Linked DNA regions of Mus musculus: region 2 is linked to region 1. The links are chromatin loops, found by intact Hi-C in ENCODE. Cell type or tissue: heart. All regions are shown on one strand. Links, peaks and the distances in the headings refer to the core of each region. The heading gives the core; the rest is flanking DNA.

Region 1 (2,922 bases), core at 134-2,633:
TGTAATTCATTGTGGCAGGGTTGGTCTTTCAGCTGAACTTAGAGCTCACCTTTTAGCTGGCCTCTCTAGCCAGCTTGTTCAAGGTCTCCAGAGCGCTGCCTTCTGAGTGCTGAATTATAGGTGGGTTGTAACCAGAGTCAGCATTGATGTGGGCTCGGAGGATCAGCGCCACTCTTCTGGCTTGGATAGCCCAGTGGGTATAAGTTTTTGGTTTTGATGTTTGGTTGGTTGGTTGGCCGTGAGCCTAGGTTTCTTTTGTTTTTGAGGCAGGTCTTTGTTCGTATAACCCTGGCTGTCCTGGAACTCACTCTATTGACAGGGCTATCCTTGTTTTGTTTTGTTTTGTTTTTTGAAAAGATTTCTCTGTGTAGCCCTGGCGTTGTCCTAGAACTGAACCTGTAGACCAGGCTGGCCATGAACTTACAGAGAATCCACCAGACCCTACCTCCTAAGCTCTGAGAATAATGGCACGCATCACTAGTGCCTGGCTACAGCACTTTTGGGTGTCTGTTGAGAACCATGCCAAAGAGGAAAATGGAATTTGCTCCAACATGTCTTGGTAGAATGAAACATTTAAAAATGTGTATGGAGGTATCAGATGTCAATTGCATACCTGGTTTAATATCTCCATTAAGATGAGAACCCATTTTAAAAAAAAAAAAGGTGGTGCGTGCTGGCGCACGTCTTTAATCCCAGCACTTGGGAGGCAGGCAGGTGAATTTCTGAGTTCAAGGCCAGCCTGGTCTACAGAGTGAGTTCCAGAACAGCCAGGACTACACAGAGAAACCCTGTCTCGAAAAACCAAAAAAAAAAAAGTGAGAGAGAAAACCCATTTTTAGCCAAGAAAAGAGACAAAGTTCTAGCTGCAGATTACCTTGAAGTGTGTGTTCAGTAGAATTTCCATTGTGAATAAGTTGGAAATCCAGTGTATTTTTCTTAACAATTGATTGAATACCGACCGCCCTGGGAAAAGATGCACTACTATAGCAAGGTGCCTCCTGGAGGTAGCTAATAACAGGCTAGCCCAGAATCACCACCTAATGCTGCTGCTACTGCTGCTGCTACTACCAAAGCCCCAGCAGATCTTTGCCCTCCTGCTTTGGGCTGAGTAGAGGGTATTGTTTGTGGTCATGAGTCTTTGTAAACCTTTATTGCCACCTTTCTAGAAAATGTAAGCATGGCAGTATAAATTTGGGGGGTAAATAATAAAAGAGCCTCTAAGAAGATCTAGTTTCATTTTTCCCCCTTGTTAAGAAACAACAGTGTTTATATATCGTATTGGCTTAGAAATTCTTTGGTATTTATTCCATCTTCTCATATTTTTGCAAAACACTAAAGTGTAGTCACTAAACAGCACGCCAATTTAAGTTGAGCTTGGACGAGAACGTTTTATGAAGATTGAATGGGGACCTCAATCCAAGGACATAATAGACAAGAAACATTTTTTTTCCTCTCCCTTCTCTTCAGAAGTAGTCTTCCGCATGGTTTAATGTGCTAACATAACCCCCGTTCCAATATTTCAAAAGATACAGAACTTCCCAGCGTGATGATAAAGTTTTCCTGTGTTCCAATAATAAAACCTCGTCGGACCAGCCATTTCCAGTTCCTTTGTGGCTCAGCGATTTGTAGAGACCAACTAAGTCCGAAGTGCCCTGCTCCTGCCGCAGTATCAGTGTGGGAGTCGGAAACAGATGTTCAAGGGACAATGCCATTTGTTGTCACTGTCGATACTATGTGGCAGCTTTCCCAAATGAAATTGTTTGTGGGTGGAAAAGAATGTAAGCAGTGATTCATGCCCGGGCTCTTTTTTTTTTTTTTTTCTGCTGGAGTCTAACCATATTTGTTTAAATCATAGATCAGAAGACATTGGTGGATTTAAAAAAAAAAAGTCTTAAATAACTTACACTGAAGTTCTTCGTTTTTTTTAAAGGACTATTTCGAGAGTTTTACTGAAAATACTAAATGCCTTCCTTTTTTTCCTGGAGAAGTCTGATAAGAATTGACATTTCCTCAGATTCTCTATTTTGGATTGGACATTTTAGTATTTCATTTGGTAGGCACAGTTTCCATTAAATGATTCCTCGCTTAACATTTTATTAAAACAGTCCAGCATGAAGTTGACACTCTTCCTGCGCTCAGGTGTGGGCGCTCAGTAGAGTCACACAGGCAGGCACATCCAGTGATTTACTGTCCAAGACAAATGTGTTTGTCTGCAAGATTTAGATATTTACCTACAAAGGCATTTAAAATGTGCACTGAATTGATATAACAAAGAGACTCTCAAATTAGATACACCTTGCCACAGGGAATCCCTAATGAGTTTCAGGCATATCTGTCAGAAAAATAACTTTATAAAAACTAAGGAAGAACATTGAGCATGTATTCCTACCTATCGTCTTGGGCTGCAATTGTTTGAATGCTTGTAGTTTCTGCACCACAGAAAAATTATTTTAAGGGACATTAAAAAAAAAGTCATTTATACACTAGCCAAAGGCACTATTGGCCGCTACACTACATGTAGTAGAAGAGCTATACGCTAGGAAGTGGGAATTTGGAACCCACCAACAGTTTCACTGTTGTTTGAAATAGTGATCACGAGGTTTCTTTTCTCATTGGCCAGATGTCAGTTTGCTAGATATGCTGGCCAGCCTTTCTTGTTCTCCCAGTTTTTTGTTTGTTTGTTTGTTTGTCTGTTGGTCTGTTTTTTTTTTTTATTCTAGCTTGATAATTTACAAATGCACAGGCAGGCAGATCTCTGGCTTTTAAAGGCTAGCCTGGTCTACAGAGTTCCAGGACAGCCAAGGTTACATGATGAGACCCTGTCTTGAACACAGAAAACAAAATCTCTTTAGGCTTAAAATCCTCTCTGTATAAGTAGTTGTTAATATTCCTTGGGATCACAGATACATCTGAGTGTCGAGT
Region 2 (2,922 bases), core at 127-2,626, 49 kb after region 1:
GTGTGTGTGTTTGTACATGCATATGGATCTCTTTCTGAATTTTATATCTTATGTCACTGCCCCCTTTGGTAATTTCAAAGCAAAGTTCCATGTGTTTTCATCCTTCTTACAGGAACCTTTCTGTTTCTCTCTATCTAGCTTTAGCTGTCCAGATCTCACTCTGTAGTCCAGGCTGGACTCAAGCTCCCAGAGACCCATCTGGTTCTAGTTCCTCTGTGCTGTGATTTAAAGTGTGCACCAGTGTGCCCAGCTCCTTAGAATGAATCTTGAAGACTGGCTAATTGGTCTCAATCATTGGCTTTCCCCGTCCCACAGAAGTTGCAGGTTTGGGCTATTCTTCCACAGACAGCTAAGGTGGGATTTTGGTTGAAATTGCTTTGTGTTTAGGAATTGATTTGGGGAACGTGATTTACTTCACGGACCTGAAATTCTGTCGTTTGTGAGGGTGGTTTCTCTTCAGTGGGCAGGATTTCGTTGACAGCCTTCGGGGAAGCTGTGTCACTTCTCCACAGACATCTGTTGGCCACACTTTTCTAGCGACTTCCTATATAGTTTGTTTTTACACTGCAGTGCCTTTTCTTGACATCTTCTACACTGAATATTTTTAAGTGAATTAATGTATAATTGGCCACCTGATTCCCTTGATACCTGAAATCGCTTTTCTGTAGTTTAGTTTGGAGTTAAAACAGTGCAAAACTTATTTTCACAAGAGCTGACAGAAGCCTAGAACATAAACCATCATATTTTCATAAGAGGTACAAATATTTTCACATCTGGTCAACAATGTAATATATTTGTACCTCTTATAAGAATAATTATGAACTCTCAGAAATTAGTATGGTTTTTGTTTGTATAGAAAGCAAAGAAAATACATTGACTTTGAAGATATGCAGCTATTTTTTGCCTTCAATTTCAGTAGATCCCCTTCTTTATTAATTTATTCGCACTCTAGATAGATTCTTGAGTTGAACACTTCTTGATCTGTTATATTTTTATGGAAAGAATTGGGGTTTGAAAGTTGCCTCTTGGCACAACTATAATTGTTAACTGCAGAGACAATGGCGGTCAGGGAGTCTAGAAGGGCATGCTTGTTACCTTTCAGAACTCTAGGGGGCGCCACTCCCACAAGCGTCTTTGCCAGAGCCCGAGTGGCCCTTTCTCGTGGGCCCGTATTCACCTCCAAATATCTCATATCTCTATTCTGCTCTTGGGCCTTTAAAAATTTGTGGTTTCTCAAGCAGTGGGCTTTCAATTTCTAAGCAAATATCAGTTTGGCCATGCTTTCATTTCCGGAATGTAAATTATGAGCCACATGTCACAGAGACTCCTTTTGTAATGTGCTATTTAGTTAATTTTTGGAAGTTTGGCTTGTGTAATACAGTATGTTTGTCAAGTGTCAGGTTTTATTCACTTCCATCATTCTGATCATTTTAATGCATTTTTGTGGTAGGCTTACTGTTATTGAATAATAGTTCTACATGTTTTTTTTTTTTTTAACCGTGTGTGTCTTTTGGGAGTCTGTGCATCTGAATGCAGTACCCGTGGAGGATAGCCTTAGGCTCCCCATGCACCTGGATTTGTATGTGATTCAAAGCCACCAGGAGCTGAACTCACATTCTCTTGGAGGACAGATGATTTGTGTTCTTACAGGCCTCTGTCAGCTCTATGCCATGCCATTTCCCACCCCAACGGTGAGCCATCTTCCTATTCGATCTGTGAAACTGACTCCAGTTTGTCTTTCCAAACTCACAGAGAGGCTGCTCTGCTCTCTTCTCAGCACACCTACCCAACCCAACAATCCGAGGAACTTCTGCCAAGTCGTGCAGTTGGTTTCTGTTCTGTCTTCTAGACACACCACACCTTTTCCTATGCCCAGGCCCTGAGAAGTTCCTTTTGCCACAGCTAGCGTGATAGTACCTCAGACCATTGTCCAGGAGCTGCCCATGCTGGCCTTCCCAGGTTTCATGAGAAGCCCCGATTCCTGGAGCTTTGCCTGGGGCCACGAAATAGGCAACGTGTCAATGGGTAGAGCCCAGAAATCTGAATATAAATGATCTGCCAAGAACTCTCCACCATTCGATGTCCTAACAGTTACTCCTAAATGTTGTTCCCCTGAATCAACTAAAGGGGAAAGGTTTTGTTAGTAGTGCCCAGAACTAAACCAGAATATGCAGTGTATGGTGTCCTTATTTCAGGAGCGTCTCCAGGGAGCCTAAAGCCGATGGTCCACTTTCCTGTATACTAAGTTACAGGAATATCTTAACCTTGTATTCTGACACATAAACCAAGAGTATACAGAAAGAGTGAATTTTCAGATGCTTCTGAAAAATAGGGGGTCCACATAAGTTCTCACTGTAGCTTCTGAGAGCTTCGCTGTTTCAGATAGCAAAGGCATCTGGAAGAACTAGTCTCACACTGCAGCAGGGATGGCTTCTTTGCTCTTTGTTCAAACATTAGGCACCCAAGAGTCTTCACCTTCAAAAGAGATAAATTTATAGGAGAGTTGTACTAGATAAACAACAACAATAGTAATAAATAAAATAAATTTTCTATTGTTACCAGAGATTCATTTCCAAATCTAACTGTAGTTTACTTATAAAAAAATTATTGGAGTAACTGAGCTGGCATCACCTAGTGATGATGCTTGCTACCAAGCCTGATGACATAAGTTCAAACCCCGAGACGCACATGATGGGGAGAAAAATTCTTATAAGTTGTTCTCTGACTTCCACATGGCATGTACACGCACGCACACACACACACACCTACCCACCTAAATATGAAAGACTACATGCAAGACACTAGATTATATTAAGTATTAACAAATTTACTATGTGTTTGTTAGCTAAGAGATTCATACAATTTTAGCATATACAAACACACACACACTGGTAGAGTCCAGGCAAAGGCCTCGTGCATACC

The links. Hi-C counts contacts between places; a loop is a spot of excess contacts. Peaks named below come from ENCODE experiments on the same cell type or tissue, not always from the same donor. Only the 100,000 strongest peaks of a DNase experiment are listed, where the experiment ranks them.
Region 2: a loop joins it to region 1, with 1.9 times the contacts of the local background. A loop is called at or near these places in 2 of 42 quality-filtered maps.

Annotation. Positions count from the first base shown.
Region 1 is chr1:136,914,377-136,917,298 of GRCm38, reverse strand. The region is part of intron 6 of Nr5a2 (nuclear receptor subfamily 5, group A, member 2); the gene reads left to right. Among named protein-coding and RNA genes, the nearest start is that of Nr5a2, 45 kb to the left of the region's middle. In heart, for the core only: no CTCF peak of the experiment used is centred there; a DNase peak (open chromatin) is centred at 1,668.
Region 2 is chr1:136,865,089-136,868,010 of GRCm38, reverse strand. All of the region lies in intron 8 of Nr5a2 (nuclear receptor subfamily 5, group A, member 2), which reads left to right. Among named protein-coding and RNA genes, the nearest start is that of Nr5a2, 94 kb to the left of the region's middle. In heart, for the core only: a CTCF peak has its summit at 1,104 (motif pointing right); no DNase peak of the experiment used is centred there.